2 separate regions of the Homo sapiens genome follow, and region 2 is linked to region 1. The links are chromatin loops, found by intact Hi-C in ENCODE. Cell type or tissue: chondrocyte. All regions are shown on one strand. Links, peaks and the distances in the headings refer to the core of each region. The heading gives the core; the rest is flanking DNA.

Evidence for each region. Hi-C counts contacts between places; a loop is a spot of excess contacts. Peaks named below come from ENCODE experiments on the same cell type or tissue, not always from the same donor. Only the 100,000 strongest peaks of a DNase experiment are listed, where the experiment ranks them.
Region 2: it touches region 1 in a loop (2.0-fold over the local background); 2 of 110 quality-filtered maps call a loop at or near these places.

What each region holds. Positions count from the first base shown.
Region 1 is chr7:19,102,659-19,113,627 of GRCh38, reverse strand. LOC124901597 (a long non-coding RNA gene) reads right to left here and starts at 6,700. Exons shown (of 3, transcript XR_007060241.1): 1 at 6,628-6,700; 2 at 961-2,076; 3 at 383-873. It also overlaps a transcript of TWIST1 not described here. In chondrocyte, for the core only: a CTCF peak has its summit at 5,617; a DNase peak (open chromatin) is centred at 7,177.
Region 2 is chr7:19,026,927-19,037,895 of GRCh38, reverse strand. No RefSeq gene overlaps it. Among named protein-coding and RNA genes, the nearest start is that of TWIST1, 85 kb to the left of the region's middle. In chondrocyte, for the core only: no CTCF peak of the experiment used is centred there; no DNase peak of the experiment used is centred there.

The sequences.
Region 1 (10,969 bases), core at 1,901-9,900:
AATGAGGCGACTGCACAATGAAAAATATTAACTACTGGAATGCAGTTTCCAGCTTGCAGATTCTAATCCCTACCCCTGTATACACAAGACATAAATCGTGAAATTCTTTTTTAGAATAGAAATGAAGCCACCTGTTTCTTTTCCTCCACCATTATATCTTCTTTTGATTTTATGTTATTTCATTTTATTTTTGCTACCTACCCTTATTTAAAGAACACATAGAATGAATTACCTCTTGTTTTCGGAAATAAGAAGCTAAGGCTTTCCAATTAATGTGTTGGTTCACTTGGGATCTTTTTCCTTCAGAATGCATTTGCTAGGGGAAAGTATTGTATTAAATTGTCTTGGGTAAATTGTAGAAAATTTAATGTTTCCTTTACTGTGCTATTGATTACTTTTATTTATAAGTTGGTCAGATTGATAGCCTTTAGTTATAAGAAAGCAGTAATTTTTTTACCCATATGCACATTTCCCCTTTTGTTCACAGAAGCACATGTCCAGATGATAATTCACGCACAGTTACAGGTTCCCCTCCCCAAAGTGGAACGTATTATTAATAAAATAATGTTAAGGAGCAGAAACTTGCACGATGTGTGTAAATTTTTTCCCACACTCAACAACGGCACAAGCTTCTTGACCCTTCGGTCTTAAGGTTCATATTCATAATGGAGCTTTTTAAGGGACATTTGGCCTCTTGCAAAAAAGTAGAGCATTTTGCACATTCCATGGTTTGGCAAAGTCAGAACTGGTTATTTTCTCTAGACCGGTATCAAGTTCTTCTCAGGCATATGATTTCACTTGAAGTCCTGCCCAGGAATCCTTCAAAGTGAGCGTTTGTCCCGCTCTCATGATGTCAGGCGGTTTTCCCTGCATCTGTAATTTGAAGAAAAATAAACAAACCTGCGGGGAACAAACGCCACGGAAACCCAAACAGAACTCCGTGGGGAGCGAGGGTCTCACCTGCGGCAGGCGCGGGAGAGGGGCACGGGCACGGTCTCCCCTGCGTGGGTGGCGGGCCCGGCTCGCGCGGTGGGGAGAATGACGATGTCCGTATCTCCTTCGGTTTGCGTGGAAGGCCCCCAGCCCCGCGTCTGGCCGCTGCTAGGAGGCGGCGGTGCCAAGTGTCAGCGGTAGCAAGGGGAGCAATAGCAACAGATTCAGGCAAAGGCCCAACCTCGAATTTCCGGAGACAGGCCCACATTAGCGACAGACAGGGGTCGGGCGGGGATCCCCGGGGGCCACTTTTGCAGAATTTTCCGCTTATATGTCGTAAAGAGTGCGCCGCCCCCAGCACCAGTGAAAGTGGAAGGAAAGTGCACTGGCAAAGTGGAAGGAGAAATCGGTTTCTTCATATTTTCTCAAAGCCGGCAATCCCACTATTTCTCAGAAACCTTCCAACTCTTTGAGAGCCCACGAATGTGCAAATAGGAGGATTATTAACTATCTTTATTTACTGGACAGCAAAGGATAGACCCAGTTTAAATTAAAAAAAAAAAAAAAACGACATGGGATACATTTTCCATTTTCCCCTCGCTTTTGTCTCAAGGCCTAAGGACGTGAGCCCACTTAATGTTCTTAGCAAATCAAAGCACGTGTCCTTTGAAGAAGGTGTGTAATTGGAGTTTAAGGCATGTATGGAATTCCCAGATGTCTATAAAGTAAGAAGGAGCATGTGGCAGGTCACTGGAAGGTGGAGCAGGTTAAAATCACTGGCACAGAGGAGCCCCCTTTAGATTCTCCTTCTTTGTAAGGACCAACGAGATAAGCCTTCTGAAAGGTTGGGATGGGATCATGATGAATATTCAGCTTCTGGAATCAGAGTCATAGTAACCATGGTAAAAAGCACATGGTCAGAAAACCTCAAAGAAAACACTCAATTATAGCCGGGATTTTGTGGGCGCCCTGCAACGAGATCGTTTGGGGTTTGCTGCAGGGAGAGCCTGCAACAGCCTCCTTTCTTGTTTACGTGGACTCTTTTCTTTTCCTTCTATTTTTTTTTTCTCTCACCCGCTCTCAAGTTTGTGGATGTGTCCTCCTCCTTCGTGCGATTTAGGCTGAAGTCAGAGGAACAAAATTCTAGATTAGGAAAAGAAAAAACAACTCTAAAAGCATTCATTCCAGAAGGCAGCCTTCTTGGGGGAGGGGAGATTTCCAGCAAGTGAAATTAAGTTTCTGTAAAACATGAAGTTTGCGTATCTACCAGAGAGGGAAATCTCACGAAATGACTACCACCAAAATCAGCTGCTCTTTTATTTCACTTTATTGAGGAATATATAGATGTATAAGGGACTATCGAACCTAAGTGTGAGTTTGTATGGAGTAGTCGGCAGTTTTCCTTTTGGTTTGGTTTTGGTCTGAAGACAGAATCGAAATATGACTTTTTTTCTGGGGTTCAAAATGCTACCCTCATTTACCTGCACAGTCAGGCCTGAAGTGGGAGACTAAGGATCGGGAGTCTCTCAAAGAACCTGGCCACGGCAAAGGTTGGCACTGGGAGGGGGTGATATTGTGGGAAGCTGGAACTGGGGCCAGCGACATGGGGGTGGGAGGTGGGAGGACTGGAACAAAGTGCACCCCCACAGAGGCCACCACTGAGGCAGGCGGGAGAGAGAAAGGGATGCCTTGGGGGGTGATGTGAGTGTGACAAGTGAAAAGTTAAGCAGGTACCTGAAGGAAGTTTATCTTGCCCAGATGTTAGGGCTTTTATGAAATGTCACGTGAAAGGAACAGACGTACAACTTGCAAATGGGGACACGCCTGTAAATACAAGGAAGGCAAATGCTTGGAGAGAAATCCAGGCATAAATCATCAACCTCCTTTTCTAGATATCTATTTTCTTCTTTAAACATTTGCTTTCAGAAAGGGAAGACACATCTCAAGTTGTTAAGTGCATCTTCCAGAAGTCACAATTCCATCTCCTGCCCAAAATGCGCATCCCCTAGGTTCCTTTGGAGAGTTAGGGTGAGAGATGAATTTCACCATCCCCCTCCTGTTTTCCTTCTTCACATTCCCCACTTCCCACATTGCTCTCTGGACTTCTCAAAGACGTTTGATCCTGAAAAACATATCGGATCTCGGTTTGGAAAAGCTGAAACTAATCAATTGCCTTTTTGAAGGGGTAGAGAGTGATAAGAAGAGCGAAGGAATGCCAGGCCTGACAGATTCTAAACCTCCAAGATGCTTGGATGGGCTGAAAGATGAGCGGGTGATCCCTTACTCATGGGGCCAGGACCCAGCACTCTGAAATCCCCGAGCCCATGCGGAAGGGCTTTTACCAAGATACATGATCAGTTTGATTGAAAAGGATTTTTAAAAATGACTTGTAAACAGAGGAAGCATTTTTTTTATGCAAGAAGAAAGCTTGTAAACAAAATTAAAACGAATTAGCAGTTCGCCAGATGTGGAAGAGAGTCCAATTACTTTCTCCATGTTGAATAGGAATGTTCTTAGAGGTTACTGTGAATGCTAACATGTGGCTCAGGCCAGGGTCTTGGCATACAATAAGGTTTTAAATATTTGTTACCCATATATTAAGACGATATATTCAATGAACTGTGCTGTGGCTCTTCTTTTAGATGCAACACTATCCCTAAATCTCTGTTAAATTGACATTATATCTGGCTTATGTTATTATATAGCCACCCATATAGCTCTCTACTTTAAACAAAATTTAAAAGTCAGGGTATTTTCTTCCACAATATTAAATCCAATTTTACTGTGAGGGTTTATCTTATTCCTTTTTGGGCTTCCTACAGGCATAATCAGAAATGAAATATAGTCAGTGATCATATTAGCTTTAAGGATTGACAATTTTTAAAATTTCCAGACCAGATAAACAGGCTCTTTCTCTCTATAGCATTTAATCTCAATACCCATCCAGTCATTCCTAGCCTTGATTTATTGTTACCTTTGGGTGCATATCATATTATTTGGTTGTAGCTCACAGAGGTCCTGGTCACTGAGGAGCATCAGATCCTGCCTCTCTAGGTTTTCCCGTCCTTGTAGAAATACTCGGTCAAACCCCAACACCCAGATTTGGCTGTGCGAAGCTCTCCTTTGGGACTGCTATGCCTCCATTTTCTAAACATAGTACTGGACAAAAACAGCCCACATTTCTCTTCTTTTGTTCCTGAAACTTAACACCAATCAAAGAATTGTTACTATTATTGAAAGCAAACTTGAAGCAGAAACCATCTTCCTACCACAAATTTAGCAATGACAAACAAGTCCTTCAGAGAGGTCTGTGGATGCACCCCTAATGGAGTCAGCACTCCATTCCTGGGGAAGAATCCTGACATCCAGAGCAATATTTACAAAGTGTTCTTATAAATCTCGTTTGCACATTATGATGGAGGAAATTTCTATTAGCTTCTTGCTAAGGTTGCCTTTTGCCTCATTCCGCCACTGACTTCTCTCCCTACCCTTCATCAACGCACACCTTTTGAAACTTCTAACTTTGTAACCTAGAGACTCCCTTCTTCCTCTTCCTTCTCTCCCCGCCGTACTACGTGAAACTTAAAACACATCTCATAGATCAGTTTTCCTTCTCTGATGTTAGGCACAGTCCACGACCCGGATTTTCAAATAGCCCAGGCTGGAGTCTGCAACATTTAATCCAATCAGCTATTAAATGTCCTCTGGCTAAATCAAGAGTATAAGAAAGAATCCATAGCGGGATAATGATACCAAGAGCAGTTTGGTGGAGGGAAAGGAGGCTAGGAGGGGGCAGATAACTCCAGGGATCCTTTGATTGGAAAAATCCTGTTTTTAGAACTCCTGTCAGAGTAACAACAAAGCAAAGAAACATGAAAGAACAACTCTTTGTTCCAGGATATGGTTTTAATGAAATACTACTAACACACACACACACACACACACACACACACACACACACACACCCCTACTATTAATAACCGCTTCAGAGACTCCGCTTTCCTTTACCTATTAGGGACTAGGAGGCTCTGTAACGTGATCCTCTCCCCTCTCCCCCTTTCCAGCTGCCTCCTTCCCTCCCCAATTAAGCCAAAGTGGTTGTTCTGATGAGCCCCGGCCCGCACAGAACCGCAGGCTGAGGCTTCCCCCGGTGTACTGGCTCCCTACCCCAGCACGAGCCTTTTCTGGGCAGAGCCAGGCCCATGGGACTTGGCTGTGAGGACCTCATCTTCTAGTTTCCGAAGGCAGGCAACCCCCACCTTAAGAGCAAGCTCTTCTGGTCTCCGGCTAGGGGCCTTCTTAAGACCCTAACAAATGTGGCATCAGGAGGATGGCGTGCCCAAAGTATGCCTGCCTTGGCTTCCTACTGACCCTGCTCTGCGCTTTTTTGTTGACTTAACCACCCAGAGGGATTGCAACTAAGACAGCAAACGGGGTTGGGGGTAGGGAAGGAGAACGAAGAAGCAGGGGGTGGGGACCGCCAGAGAAAAAGCAACAGCATTTGGGAAGGGGGGGAGCAACCTTTTAGGCAGCGGGGACCAGGCATTTTAGCAGCCGCATCTGTCATCTGTAGCAGTGGACAGATAAAACCGTCCCTGATCAAAGAGATTCGTTCATAAATCACCCGTAAGAAATGGATTGTGAGGAATAAAAGACACGTGTCGAATAATCTCGACCCTGGAGTCTGCTCGCCGCCAGCGCGGTTCCCAGCGCCCCCTCTTTCCATAAACGCGCTGCGAGCGAGCTCGTGTCCCAGCTGGGAATGTCTGTGGGGGAAGGACTCTTCTTTCCGATCCTCTCTGCCCCCCATTCCTGCCATTCCCCGGCCTCGGTTTCAGAAGCCGACTGGGCCAATCCCTGTTCGGGATTTCAGGAGATTTCAATACAATCGGTTGATTCTGAGTTGACCAAGGAAAGAGCAGGAGGGAAGTTGGCGTGTTTTCTGAGGCGACAAAGTTGCTCTCTTGGGATCGAGGATATCTGCCCTCCAGGTCCCCTCTTAATGTTCTCGTCGCCCTAACGATCTTTCCTCCGAGAGGACTCGGACATTTACAAAGAGTTGCTGTGCAAACGTAACGCAGGCGGGAGAGTTCAGCGAGAGCTAAAATTGGCTGGGCGGGAGTTTTCTGTTCCGGGTTTTGCAAGTTTCGAAGGAACAGCGGTTTGCAATCAGGTTTCCGTCCTGGAGTAATATCTAAGGAGCGACTGTTGTTCTCTACACGAGGACCTAGTGGATTCTCTTTCCCCGCCTTCCACCTCCTAAGCCCCAGACTCTCGCACCTGCTTCTCCTGGTCGAAAAAAAAACAGGCAAAGGCGAAGGTCCCGTCCCGTGTGCTAAAAGCCCCGGCCAGCTGTTCCGAGGACTCCAGAAAAGCGTATTGGGTTTAGAAGCGCTGTAGCCTGTCTCCAAGAAGGTAGTTGACAATGCTAAGAAAAATTTTGAGATTTGTATAGGAAATTTACAGCGAAAAGTGCCCCTTACCCCTTACTTTACTCTCAGTTTTGGCATCCTCCAGATAAGTAGGATTTTGCATATAATAGGTGTTTATGGTTCCAGGAACTGCACTTTGATCTAGGATTTTGGGGGTGGAGTGTCTAAAGGGTCTCTAGACGCTTGTCTGATTTGAATGCTTTTCAGGATGATTTATGGCAAAAGGCTCATTTCTGACACTTCCAGATGTCAAAGCTCTTACCTTCCAAGAAGGGATGAGGGAAACTTGCTTCCCATAGCCATGAGGATGGGAGCCCGCGCGCCTAATACGCCTGCCTGCCGGTCTTCCTAAACTGACCCTGCCTACGGGCGTCCATCTGGAGCCGCTGATAACCTTTCCCCGCCTTCCAGCTCAGGAGAGGGGAGGGACTTGCTTTTTATGACGGCAAAGCTACAGAGGGAAACTAAGTCACTCGCCTGCAAAACGAGGTTTTTTCTGTAACTTTATTTTGTGCAGTTAACCACCTGCTCCCTGCCCCGTTGGTGGTTTGGCTTTAATGCGATTTGACCCCCAGATGTGAAGCTGGGCAGAATAAACCCTCCGTTGGGTCCCTGGTGGTGTCAGCCTCCGGCCTCAACCTCTAGCCGCCGAGGAACGGATCGCAATCCTGGTTCCCGCGGGGCGGAGACCCGCGCAGCGTTCAGAAGCTGCCGGGGACTCAGGGGGAGGGGGCGATGTCTTTCCGAAAGCTCCCTGCAGGCTCAGGACCGCGAGGTGAGGCCAGGAAAAATAACCCTCGCGACTCAATTACTGCGAGCTCCACCGTGAAGCTGAAAAGCTGAAATGTGCGCCGCGGCAGGGGGGCAGGTCAGACAGGGCGGACGCTCGGGCGATTTTAGGGGACCCATAGGGCCAGCTGAGCTGAGAACGCGCTGAAGGCAGTTGTCAACCTGAAGCTAAAGGTGGGGCAGACCCTCAGTAGCTGCCGCGGACGCGTTTCTCAAAGGAAACGGGGTTTTCCAGTTCTTTCTCCTCCTTTGAAATGTAATAGATTGGGAACGGGGAATGGGGGGATTTTGTTTTCTTTTTTCTTTCTCAAAGTGAAGGCAAATTAAGGAAGGAATTGGCTGCGGAGACTTGGAGAGCAGCTGTTAGGAGGGTCTAGTCCAGGGCATTGCTTATACAGGAAGGTGTACCCCGGAGTGATATTCTGGTTATTTGCTTAGAATCCTATAAGACAGGAAATCTGTAATATTTGGGGAACAGTATCTGACTGTTTCAGTCTTTTCTGATGAGGTTACAGACTCCCTTCTCTTTTCAAGTCCTGTAGATGTTAGTAACTTGAAGGTCAGCCGTTTGCCTTCCCAGTTGAAAAATAAGTGCGATTTCCCAGGTGAAATAAATTAATTAATTCGAGACCCTTTAAACAAATTTATTTTCCAATGCACAAGTTTTCCTCATTCTTTATAATGTTACAAAACAAGGAACCAGATCAGAGCTTATTGGTGTGTGTAGAACCGATCCTGATTTGATAAGCTTAATCATATGACAAAGGTCTACTAATTATTCCCTCCTCTCTCTCAAAAGACACCCAGAAAGGTTTTTGAAAGTCTCTGCCTTTTTCCTAAAGTTTGATTACTACTTCAAAAGACTCAGGTCACCTCTTGCCTTTTCTGTATGTACATCTTCAAGAGCATAAAAATATTAAATAAAAAAAACTTTCCCAACTTCAAACCTATCAAATGTTTAACAGCTGAAGGATATCATCTTTAGGAGGCAGGCCAAAATGTCAATAAAAAATTTAATTGTTTCTGAAACATATGTGAGCACTTACAAGACCCAAAATGTGATACTAAGTATTGATATTAAGAGGAAACCTTACAATATACTTTCATATTTGCTGGTCAAGACCTTATACCCCCAAAATGTTCCAGAAACCACAGAAATTTTTATTCTTCCTGACAGGGTTTCTAAAACTAGCTTGAGCAACAGGTTGGTGGCCAAAGGGGTCACCTGTATTTTGTGTAAGGAGAAATTAGTGTTGAACTTCTATATCTTTGTCACTTGTTTTCTGTATAAAACTGTGATATCTGTAGTAGCAAATAATATTTCATTGTGGAATGGGGAGATGGTATACATTGGTGTGGCCATTTTTGTTAACAGCAAACACCGACTGCCTTCCAAAATGTTTCTTCCAAGTATTCTTCCTGACCTATTGGGAAGTGACACTGGTAGTGTTATTTCCATAGTTGGCTGTGACAAACAAGAATGATATGTGACCTAAAATGAACTCCAAAATATAGGTAGAGTCTTCTGGTAGCCACTTCTTCTATTCATAAGCTACAGTTTCGTTTTTACATGTAGCTTCCAGAAGACGTTTGATTTTATAAATATGCCACTCAAACTTCAACTGTTGAATTTCAGGTTAGTTGGCCGGTCAGGTCAGGTACTGCTTTGGGACCGTTCTTCTGATAAACTCTGACAACCGGTTTGACTTTATTGTCGTTATTTCCGATTTTCACTGAGGTTGTCTTCACAAGGCTTTCAGAAGTTGCTTTGGCTGCCTCTTTCTCCCTCCTAAGACAAGTGGTTTCCAATGCCAACTTTCACCTGATGGTGATTTCCATACCTTCTTTGTTTGGTTATTAATAGGCCTCCAACATTGGAATAAAATTTCTATTTCTCCTAGTGTTTAGATTCATTTAATTTAACTATTTAATTTACATGAAGGACTCGAAGCCCAATATGTTTGAGACATTTGCCCAAGAATAATTTGGCCTAGTCTAGCATTCTTTTCTCTACTTGGAACCATGATTTTTGTACTTTAAGTACGATAGTAAAATCTAAAATTGGCCTGGGTACCAGAACTACTCATTTTCTTCAGCTGAACAAGGATTCCCCAAGGCTCAGTATCATTTTCTTTTACTGCAAAGTTTTAGATAAACAAAGCAGATAACAAGAACACGACTGTCTCTTAAATAATGAGACTGGACACTACTCTATGTATAGACTTAACACCTGGTAAGTTGTAAAGGCCAAGTTATAGGAATAAGAATTACTATTTGGCTATTATATCATTTTGCTTCCTGACTGAAAATAAGTGTCTTTATTTAAATTAAAAATTCTAATAGTAGTATTTTGAATACATGTAACTTTCTAAATACTTCTGATTTCATTTTGATTTTTACCATTTCTGATACAAAGCCTTGCTTGTGGAAAAATGCCCTGAGACCGTTATTTTTGCCTTTTATAAGGATAATTACCACTAACAATACTCATATGAATTCAAGACTGATGGAAAAGGAAAGATAATTTTTTTTTTTTTTTTTTTTTTTTTTTTTTTTTTGAGACGGAGTCTCGCTCTGTCGTCCAGGCTGGAGTGCAGTGGCGCGATCTCGGCTCACTGCAAGCTCTGCCTCCCGGGTTCACGCCATTCTCCTGCCTCAGCGTCCCTAATAGCTGGGACTACAGGCGCCCGCCACCACACCTGGCTAATTTTTTGTATTTTTAGTAGAGATGGGGTTTCACCGTGTTAGCCAGGATGGTCTTGATCTCCTGACCTCGTGATCTGCCCACCTCGGCCTCCCAAAGTGCTGGGATTACAGGCGTGAGCCACCGTGCCCGGCCGGAAAGATAATTTAACTAGCCTGTGCAGAACTGTTTGTTGGTCAGAAAAACCAGGAGTGCAGTTTGCCCCATGGAGTGATTACAGATGAGGCAGAACCAAAGGAGAGTGATCATGAGTGGTTTTTCCTACTCTGTGCAGATGATCCCAGAGGTCTTTTCAATCTGTGATCTGTGGTGCCATTCTTATATCTGACATGCTCTCCTAGTGGGTTTTCATGAGTTATTGATGTAAAGAACAACCTGTAACCAGAGTGTAGGTAGCACAATTCATAAATATAACAACCTACGTAAAAAGTATGTGGACTTACACAAACGTACAGCCACAGGTGACTCTCATTTATTCCTGTAAATCATGTACTCAGTTATCTGGCTGTACAAATAGAGTTAAAATTGTAGATCAGCAAGAAGTAATGTCGAAATGTTCATTCTTCCTCAAGCACTTTTCTTCAAGTGACAGGCTGCATGGCTGGCCACTATGACACTGCCTTCAGTTGAACAAATGAAAGATTATTCAGTCAGCAAACATTTCTTGGAGTTCTGATTACGATCTAAGGACTATGCATAAGTGACCATGTTATGCTCATGACAGTGAAGGAAGAAGCCTCTAATCGCAGAAGCATGGTCTCACTTGTGTATGTTTAGCTACATGTGCACTGGAGGTCCTTGCGGTGGCTACCACACCCCAGTTTTCTTTGATATTTTGAGGTGGTGCAGAAAATTAGAGACCCCTTACCTGTGGGAGAATAGGAGTGGAGAGGGAAAATAAGTTCCTCTGCATTAAGCATTCTGAGAGTATAAACTTTAGAACAGAACTAATGGAAGTGAGCCCAAGAACTTTCTCTTTTGCATTTGCTATTTTATCTTTTCATCAATCTGTAGGAAAAATTAAGTGATTAGTAGTCACTTATTAGACTATATGTTTTTGGTATACAGATGCCTGTCCAGCTTAGTGATGTGTAATTCTAACACTTTGCTT
Region 2 (10,969 bases), core at 1,434-9,433, 75 kb after region 1:
AGTCCTTAGAGACCTACAAAGAAACTTACACTCCCACACAATAATAATGGGAGACTTTAACACCCCACTGTCAATATTACACAGATCAACGAGACAGGAGGTTAACAAGGATATCCAGGATTTGAACTCCGCTCTGCACCAAGCTGACCTAATGGAAATCTACAGAACTCTCCGCCCCAAATCAACAGAATATACATTCTTCTCAGCACCACATCACACTTTATTCTCAAGTTGACCACGTAGTTGGAAGTAAAGCACTCCTCAGCAAATGTAAAAGAACAGAAATCACAACAAACAGTCTCTCAGATCACAGTGCAATCAAATTAGAACTCAGGATTAAGAAATTCTCTCAAAACCACACAACTACATGGAAATTGAACAACCTGCTCCTGAATGACCAGTGAGTAAATAATGAAATGAAGGCAGAAATAAAGATGCTTTTTGAAACCAATGAGAAAAAAGATACAATGTACCAGAATCTCTGGGACACAGTTGAAGCAGTGTGTAGAGGGCAATTTATACCACTAAATGCCCACAAGAGAAAGCAGGAAAGATCTAAAATCGACATCCTAACATCACAACGAAAAGAACTAGAGAAGCAAGAGCAAACAAATTCAAAAGCTAGCAGAAGGCAAGAAATAACTAAGATAAGAGTAGAACTGAAGGAGATAGAGACAGAAAAAACCCTTCAAAAAATCAATGAATCCAGGAGCTGGTTTTTTGAAAAGATCAACAAAATTGATAGACCGCTAGCAAGACTAATAAAGAAGAAAAGAGAGAAGAATCAAATAGACGCAATAAAAAATGATATAGGGGATATCACCACCGATCCCAGAGAAATACAAACTACCATCACAGAGTACTATTAACACCTCTCTGCAAATAAACTAGAAAACCTAGAAGAAATGGATAAATTCCTGGACACAAACACCCCCCAAGAGTAAACCTGGAAGATGCTGAATCTCTGAGTAGACCAATAACAGTCTCTGAAATTGAGGCAATAATTAATAACCTACCAACCAAAAAAAGTCCATGACCACACAGATTCACAGTGGATTTCTACTGCAGGTACAAAGAGGAGCTGGTACCATTCCTTCTGAAACTATTCCAATCAGTAGAAAAAGGGGCAATCCTCCCTAACTCATTTTATGAGGCCAGCATCATCCTGATACCAAAGCCTGGCAGAGACACAACAAAAAAAAAGAATTTTAGACCAATATCCCTGATGAACATCAATGCGAAAATCCTCAATAAAATACTGGCACACCGAATCCAGCAGCACATCAAAAAGCTTATCCACCATGATCAAGTGGGCTTCATCCCTGGGATGTAAGGCTGGTTCAACATATGCAAATCAATAAATGTAATCCATCACGTAAACAGAACCAACGACAAAAACCACATGATTATCTCAATAGATGCAGAAAAGGCCTTTGACAAAATTCAACAACCCTTCATGCTAAAAACTCTCAATAAACTAGGTATTGATGGAATGTATCTCAAAATAATAAGAGCTATTTATGACAAACCCACAGCCAAGATCATACTGAATGGGCAAAAACTGGAAGCATTCCCTTTCAAAACTGGCACGAAACAGGGATGCCCTTTCTCATCACTCCTATTCAACATTGTGTTGGAACTTCTGGCCAGGGCAAGCAGGCAAGAGAAAGAAATAAAGGGTATTTGATTAGGAAAAGAAGAAGTCAAATTGTCCCTGTTTGCAGATGACATGATTGTATATTTAGAAAACCCCAAAATCTCCTTAAGCTGATAAGCAACTTCAGCAGTCTCAGGATACAAAATCAATGTGCAAAAATCATAAGCGTTCTTATAGAGCAATAACAGAGAAACAGAGAGCCAAATCATGAATGTGCTCCCATTCACAATTACGATAAAGAAAATAAAATACCTAGGAATCCAACTTACAAGGAATTTGAAGGACCTCTTCAAGGAGAACTACAAACCACTGCTCGATGAAATAAAAGAGGACACAAACAAATGGAAGAATATTCTATGCTCATAGATAGGAAGAATCAATCTTGTGAAAATGGCCATACTGCCCAAGGTAATTTATAGATTCAGTGCCATCGCCATCAAGTTACCAATGACTTTCTTCACAGTATTGGAAAAAACGTCTTTAAAGTTCATATGGAGCCAAAAAAGAGCCCACATTGCCAAGACATTCCTAAGCAAAAAGAACAAAGCTGGAGGCATCATGCTACCTGACTTCAAACTATACTACAAGGCTACAGTAATCAAAACAGCATGGTACTGGTACCAAAATAGATATATAGACCAATGGAACAGAACAGAGGCCTAAGAAATAACACCACACATCTACAACCATCTGATATTTGATAAACCTGACAAAAACAAGAAATGGAGAAAGCATTCCCTATTTAATAAATGATGCTGGGAAAACTGGCTAGCCATATGTAGAAAGCTCAAACTGGATCCCTTCCTTACACCTTATACAAAAATTAATTCAAGATGGATTAAAGACTTACATGTTAGACCTAAAACCATAAAAACCCTAGAAGAAAACCTAGGCAATATCATTGAGGACTAGGCATGGGCAAAGACTTCATGACCAAAACTCCAAAAGCAATGGCAACAAAAGCCAAAATAGACAAATGGGTCTAGTTAATCTAAAGAGCTTCTGCACAGCAAAAGAAACTACCATCAGAGTGGCAGGCAACCTATGGAATGGGAGAAAATTTTTGCAATCTACTCATCTGACAAAGGGCTAATATCCAGAATCTACAAAGAACTTAAACAAATTTACAGGAAAAAAACAAACAATCCCATCAAAAAGTGGACAAAGGATTTGAAAAGACACTTCTCTAAAGAAGACATTTATGCAGCCAAGAGACACATGAAAAAATGCTCATCATCACTGGCCATCAGAGAAATGCAAATCAAAACCACAATGAGATACCATCTCACACCAGTTAGAATGGCAATCATTAAAAAGTCAGGAAACAACAGATGCCGGAGAGGATGTGGAGAAATAGGAATGTTTTTACACTGTTGGTGGCAGTGTAAATTAGTTCAACCATTTTGTAGAAGACAGTGTGGGGATTCCTCAAGGATCTAGAACTAGGAATACCATTTGACGCAGCCATCCCATTACTGGGTATATACCCAAAGGGTTATAAATCATGCTACTATAAAGACACATGCACACGTATGTTTACTGGGGCACCATTCACAATAGCAAAGACTTGGAGCCAACCCAAATGTCCATCAATGATAGACTGGATAAAGAAAATGTGGCACATATACACCATGGAATACTATGCAGCCATCAAAATGATGAGTTCAAGTCTTTTTCAGGGAAATGGATGCGGCTGGAAACCATCATTCTCAGCAAACTATCACAAGGACGGAAAACCAAACACTGCGTGTTCTCACTCATAGGTGGGAATTGAACAATAAGAACACATGGACACAGGGTGGGGAACATCACACACTGGTGCCTGCAGCGGGGTTGTGGGGAGTGCTGGGGGTATGGGGGAGGGATAGCATTAGGAGAAATACCTAATGTAAATGACGAGTTGATGGTTGCAGCAAACCAACATGGCACATGTATACCTATGTAACAAACCTGCACGTTGTGCACATGTACCCTAGAACTTAAAGTATAATAAAAAAGAAAAAAAAGGAAAATGTAAGTCAGATCATGTCACTCCTCTACTCAGTACATTTCAGTGGATTCTTTTTCACTCAGGGTGAAAATGAAAGCCTTTGCAAAGTCCTAAAAGGTCCTTCAGAATCTGATTGCTTCTCCTATTCCCCATCGCTTCTTGCCCTGGGCTGACCTATCTGCTGCTCCTCAAACCTTCCAGGTACTGCCTTTGCTCTAACTGCTGCCTCTGGAAGGGTCTTCCCCCAGATGTTTGTTTGGCTAACACCTTCCATTTCTTAAAGTCTGTGCTCAAATTTTGTGCTGAGCCCCCTTTTTACCAATAAGAACCAATTGTTAAATATTCAAGAATTTTGTAAGCTATTTTTCAAACCTTTGGTAGCTTGAAATTAACCAGAGCGGAAGTATTTACACCACAGGAAATAAGGCATACCCTGAAAATTTCATTTAAAATTGTGATTTTTCACATTCTGCCTCTTTAACTCAATTTTTTCTGATTCCAGTCTACTTTTTCTTTCTCTAATAGCACATGCCATCTAATAACTTACTGTTTAATGTGCTTATTTATTGCCTTTATTATTTATTGACTATCTGCAAGCTCTAGAGTTCAAGGTTAACTAGGGTAAGGTTTTTGTTTAGTTTACTGATGTAACTGAAGATACAATATCTAACACATGGTAAGGACTCAATAAATATGTATTTATTGAAAAATAAAATAAAAGGTGGTTTTATTTTTTATTGTACTTTAAGTTCTGTGATACATGTGCAGAACATGCAGGTTTGTTACATAGGTATACATGTGCCATGGTGGTTTGCTGCACCCATCAACCTGTCATCTCTGTTTTAAGCCCTGCATGCATTAGCTATTTGTTATAATGCTATCCCTCCCCTTGCCCCCGACCCCTCGACAGGCCCCAGTGTGTGATGTTCCCCTCTCTGTGTCCATGTGTTCTCATTGTTCAACTCACACTTTTGAGTGAGAACATGTGGTGTTTGGTTTTCTGTTCCTGGGTTAGTTTGCATAGAATGATGGTTTGCAGCTTCATCCATGTCGCTGCAAAGGAAATGAACTCATCCTTTTTGATGGCTGCATACTATTCTATGGTGTATACGTGCCACATTTCCTTTATCCAATCTATCATTGATAGGCATTTGGTTTGGTTCCAAGTCTTTGCTATTGTGAATAGTGCCACAATAAACATACGTGTTTATTGTTATAATCCTTTGAATATATACACCCAGTAATGGGATTGCTGGGTCAAATGGTATTTCTAGTTCTAGATCCTTGAGGAATTGCCAAACTCTCTTCCACATGGTTGAACTAATTTACACTCCCATCAACAGTATAAATGTGTTTCTATTTCTCCACATCCTCTCCAGCATCTGTTGTTTTCTGACTTTTTAATGATTGCCATTCTAACTGGCATGAGATGGTATTTCATTGTGGTTTTGATTTGTATTTCTCTAATGAAAAGTGATGATGAGTTTTTTTCATGTGTCTGTTGGCTGCATAAATGTCTTCTTTAGAGAAGTGTCTGTTCATATCCTTTGCCCACTTTTTGATGGGGTTGTTGGTTTTTTTCTTGTAAATTTGAACAAGGTGTTTTATCTTCCTGTGAGATAGGAACAAGTAAAACTTATAAGTAACTTTCAGTATTTTTATATCAATCACTTTAACTTGTTCTTTGAATTGACTAATAATAGACTAAATGGCAAAGCAGGGGCAGTGACTTTTCAAATTTCAAATAATTTTCTCTGAATGACAAAACAAGTTATCTTTAGTAAGAAATGTTTACCAATTGAATGTATATGAAAGCAGCTGAGAAATGTTAGAGATGGCTTCATAAAGGAGATATTTTGAATAAAATTTGATGGATATTTTCCATTCTTGCCCAAATGCTAGACAGCCTACATAACTTAAATTTCTTTTAAGTGCTTATTCCACAAACAGAATAATACACCCAGTTCATAAAGCAATGATGCATGGTGAAGTTAATTTTTGATAGCTATATGTTATTTTTATATTTACTTTTCAATTAAGGAAATTGACTTTCAATTGTTAGAAAGCAGTTAGCTACCCTGTCTTTGACCATTCCAAAATTGTAGAGAATATTAGAGTTGAAATAAAGTAAATTATTTCATATTTATATTTTTTTTTCATTGCTAAGATTTCCATAAGCAAAGATTGGACTAAATTTAGTGTTAACTACCAACAATTTCACTTCGTGGCTACTGAAAGGAAAATGAGTGTGTGTATACACATGTGTACACACACATATCTGGAAATCACATACTTCATTTTAACAATCTCTTTTTTGAAATTATATGTTTAATTTATTGACTGCCCAAAACATTCACCTTCAATTTGCCTGGGTATTACCACTTAACATAGGATTTAGGCTGGGCGTGGTGGCTCACGCCTATATTGCCAGCACTTTGGGAGGCTGAGGTGGGTGGATCACCTGAGGTCAGGCATTTGAGACCAGCTTGGCTCACATGGCGAAACCCCATCTCTACTAAAAATAGAAAATTAGCCAGGCGTGGTGGTGCACACCTGTAATCCTAGCTACTCAGGAGGCTGAGGCAGAAGAATCGCTTGAACCTGGAAGGTGGAGGTTGCAGTGAGCCGAGATCATGCCACTGCACTCCAGCCTGGGCAACAGAGAGAAACGCTCTCTCTCAAAAAAAAAAAAAAAAAAAAAAAAAAAAAAAAAAAAAGTACGATTTAATTGACTTCTGACTCTCAATATTCCCAACAGGTAAGTTAGCTTTCAAATGACTTCAGCATGTAAACATGATAAAAATATTTGAAATTTAATGAGATGGCAAAATTCACACACGCTAAAAAAAGCGGACCAGAAACCTCCATATTTATTCAACTGTTTATTGATCAGATGTTATTAAGATATCTTATATACTAGTGGAAGTGTCTTCTCTTTGCAATGTGCTTTTAAATATTGCCTTATTGGTTTCTCTTGTACTTGCTAGCAAAAGTGTAAAGTCATTTTCATGCTGTGATTCGAGAAATGTCAAAGCATTAAATTATAGCCACTTAAAATAATTACATTTCTCTAGCTACAAATGATAAAATAAACATCTGAAGTTTGGTGCATGTGCTTTGCTTGTGTTGACACACTAGTATCTTCTCCAAGGTGTGGAAACCAATAACAGTTTGGAAATTTTAAGCATAATATTAATATTTTCCATTATAGGAAACAATAGTTTATATAAACCAAAAGTTTTACACAAAAGTAAATCAAATGGGAAGAAGCTCTTTTAAAAAGACAAATCTCTACAAATGAACCTTATACTTATTTCCAGTCACTTTAAAATTCAGTGAAATACTAGAGGCCTTTTAGGAATCTTAAATATGCTTCCCAGAAAGGTTTCACTTTCTTAACTTTTCTAAATATAGAGAAGCTCCCCCAGATTGTTATTTCCTTGGCTTATTACAGTTACTATAGAGAAATATTACAGATTAATAAAGTAAATCCTGGAGTGTAGAAGGATTTATACAAATTAGATTGCACATGAGAAATAAATTTGAAAATGTTTTTGTGATAAAGATACTAAAGCTGTGAACGCTCCTATAAATCTAACATTTACATTTTATAATGATTATGGGACCTCACTTCAATAAGTCTCATGCTTACAGAATTCTAACACTCCAAGTTCTTTTTCAAATTACTCACAGTCATTTCTGCCAATGTTACCATGGACTCATTTCAAAATTCTAGGTATTTATTGCTCTAAAGTGTGTCATAAAATGTTAAATCAACCTGCTAGCCTGAGGTCTACAAGATATTTTATGACTTAAACAGATACCACACGGTTGCTTGAAGTCATTGCCCTGGCCTTTCTTTCCTCTGAATCCAAAGGCATTGAGTCTAGCACAAGGCAGTCTAGGTGACAGAGAGCTTGCTGGTACCCAGTAGTTGGGTCAGCAAAGGTGGTTTGGGAGTTTGTGATTTTTAGTGTGATAAATATATCAACAAAAATTGTCCAGCAACTGCACATATTGTAGGTCATGTTTTAAAGCTTTTATCATTTAAAATCATATTCTGCTGCAGATCAATGAAAACCTATCATGGATGAAAAATTAAGGGTTATTTTTCCTTTTTTTCCCACCTCATAACATGAATGTTGATGATAGGCTGCCCAGGGCTGATGCAGGTGCTCAACCATAGTGTCAGAGACCCAAGATCTTTTTGCATCCTTTGTACACTGCCATGCTTAGTATATTGTCTTTCACTCTCATCCTTGTCATTTCTTAGTCACAGCATGGCTGATGTAGCAACAAGCATTATATCTGCATTCCAGGCAAGAAGAAAGAAAAAGAAGCAAAGATCTACATGGGCCATATCTTTTCTTTTTTTTTTTAATTGAGAATGTAATGCCTTTCTAGAAGCTCACTCCAGAAGACTTTCTGTTATATCTTTTGGGTTAAAAGTAACTCACATGACCACTTCCAGACCAATAATTGACCAAAGACAATTAGATAACTACAATGGTTTATACCAATGGAGCTTTGCTTCCTAGCCTATGGTGAGAACTGAAAGTCTCTGAAATCAAGGTACTGTAGGCACCACCTGAATAATATCTAGCAGCAGGGAAAGGTTATTGAATGTTGTGTAGGCAATGAAGAGATATTTTCATATACACCATTCTGCCTCATTCCTCTTCTCTTTTTTTTTTTTTTTTTGACAGTGCTGGCAATTTTATTTAAAATCTGATCAATTTCTTTTTTTATTTTATTATTATTATACTTTAAGTTTTAGGGTCCATGTGCACAATGTGCATGTTAGTTACATATGTATACATGTGCCATGCTGGTGTGCTGCGCGCATTAACTCGTCATTTAGCATTAGATATATCTCCTAAAGCTATCCCTCCCCCCTCCCCCCACCCCACAACAGTCCCCAGAGTGTGATGTTCCCCTTCCTGTGTCCCTGTGTTCTCATTGTTCAATTCCCATCTATGAGTGACAACATGTGGTGTTTGGTTTTTTGTCCTTGGATAGTTTACTGAGAATGATGATTTCCAATTTCATCCATGTCCCTACAAAGGACACGAACTCATCCTTTTTTATGGCTGCATAGTATTCCATGGTGTATATGTGCCATATTTTCTTAATACAGTCTATCATTGTTGGACATTTGAGTTGGTTCCAAGTCTTTCCTATTGTGAATAGTGCCGCAGTAAACATACGTGTGCATGTGTCTTTATAGCAGCATGATTTATAATCCTTTGGGTATATACCCAGTAATGGGATTGCTGGGTCAAATGGTATTTCTAGTTCTAGATCCCTGAGGAATCGCCACACTGACTTCCACAATGGTTGAACTAGTTTACAGTCCCACCAACAGTGTAAAAGTGTTCCTATTTCTCCACATCCTCTCCAGCACCTGTTGTTTCCTGACTTTTTAATGATTGCCATTCTAACTGTTGTGAGATGGTATCTCATTGTGGTTTTGATTTGCATTTCTCTGATGGCCAGTGATGGTGAGCATTTTTTCATGTGTTCTTTGGCTACATAAATGTCTTCTTCAGAGAAGTGTCTGTTCATGTCCTTCGCCCACTTTTTGATGGGGTTGTTTGTTTTTTTCTTGTAAATTTGTTTGAGTTCATTGTAGATTCTGGATATTAGCCCTTTGTCAGATAAGTAGGTTGCGAAAATTTTCTCCCATTTTGTAAGTTGCCTGTTCACTCTGATGGTAGTTTCTTTTGCTGTGCAGAAGCTCTTTAGTTTAATTAGATCCCGTTTGTCAATTTTGGCTTTTGTTGCCATTGCTTTTGGTGTTTTAGACATGAAGTCCTTGCCCATACCTATGTCCTGAATGGTAATGCCTAGGTTTTCTTCCAGGGTTTTTATGGTTTTAGGTCTAACGTTTAAGTCTTTAATCCACCTTGAATTAATTTAATTCTTAGCTTTAGCAAATAGCACACAAAGCCAAAGTATAAAGTACAGCAGCAATTGTCTGGCAACATGCTTTGACTTTCACCTTCATTTGCTACCTAGTTTTTAGGTATAAATGGTTATAAATGACATCCAGACTTCTTAATATGCTGATTTGTAAGTTAGCCTTAGTCCCATGATATAAGTGAAGGATAATATTCAAGACTTGGCTTTGATTCTTAGTTTTGGCACTTACAAGCTATGGGACTATTTGAGGGATGTTAACTAAAGTTCAATATTCTAATTTGTAAAATAGGAGTACTATCAGTTATTGTGGGGATATATGCCACAGTGTGGTTGTACAGATTACAAAGTTGAATTGCTTAGCATGGAGCGTGATATTTTCCAAGTGTTCAATAAATGTTTGCAGTTAGGATTGTTCATTGTCATTACTATTCCTATGCCCAGGGCTTATTGAACCACTAAAAATGACCTCCACTTATATTTATTGTGTAGTATATAAGGTGGGAGGTGGGGGAGAATCCACAGTGTGTCCAGTGCAGAAATTCTAGCCTCAGGATAATAACTAAACTTTCAGCATATATATATAATAGTTTGTATAAACTATATGTATGTGTGTGTGTATATATATATATATATATATATATATATACCCTATTTTAATACCCTATTTACCCTATTATTCACATATCATGTGATTACAAACCTTAGAATCAAAGGAACACTTCTTTCTCCAAAACTGGGGACCTCACAGGAATCAAGACTGTTCCAGGAATTTTTAGAATTCAAGAGAGAAGTGGGTTCTGCTTGGATACTTCATCAAGGCCATTGCAATGTAATTTCATTTAAACTTTTAATGTTAAGCCAAACTTCTACAAATAAATAAGTTTATATCAGATTCTGAGCTATTGTCTATTTTAATATTTTAAATTAATTGTCCAATTTTAATAATAGTTTTAGACATCCATGTTTACATAGAGCAGATCTCACCCTCTGTTCATTAAAACAAGTCACTTATTAGATTCATTTTTAACTTTACTTTGCAAAAGTTAGCACTGTTGACCCTGTCATAAAATCAAATGGCATAAAGTGACAATAGATGTAAAATGTAAAGAAATATAAAATTCTTTAAAAAGCAAAAGAAATCACATTCGAAGCACAGAGATTCAGAGAGCCTTGTAGTGATTTAAACTGAGTGACCTAGGATGGTACAAGCATTACTCATGGCTCTGTCAGTTTCTCTTAGCCTCTTTTTCAAGTATAATAAAAATAAGCCTCCCAGCTGAACATGTCTGGTCATGGGGATTTTACTCAATACCACCAAAAGATCACTAAGAGGGTAGCCTTAGACCTCCAAGGCCATTATCTAACAAACTTTATTGAACACCTACTATGTAAACACAGTG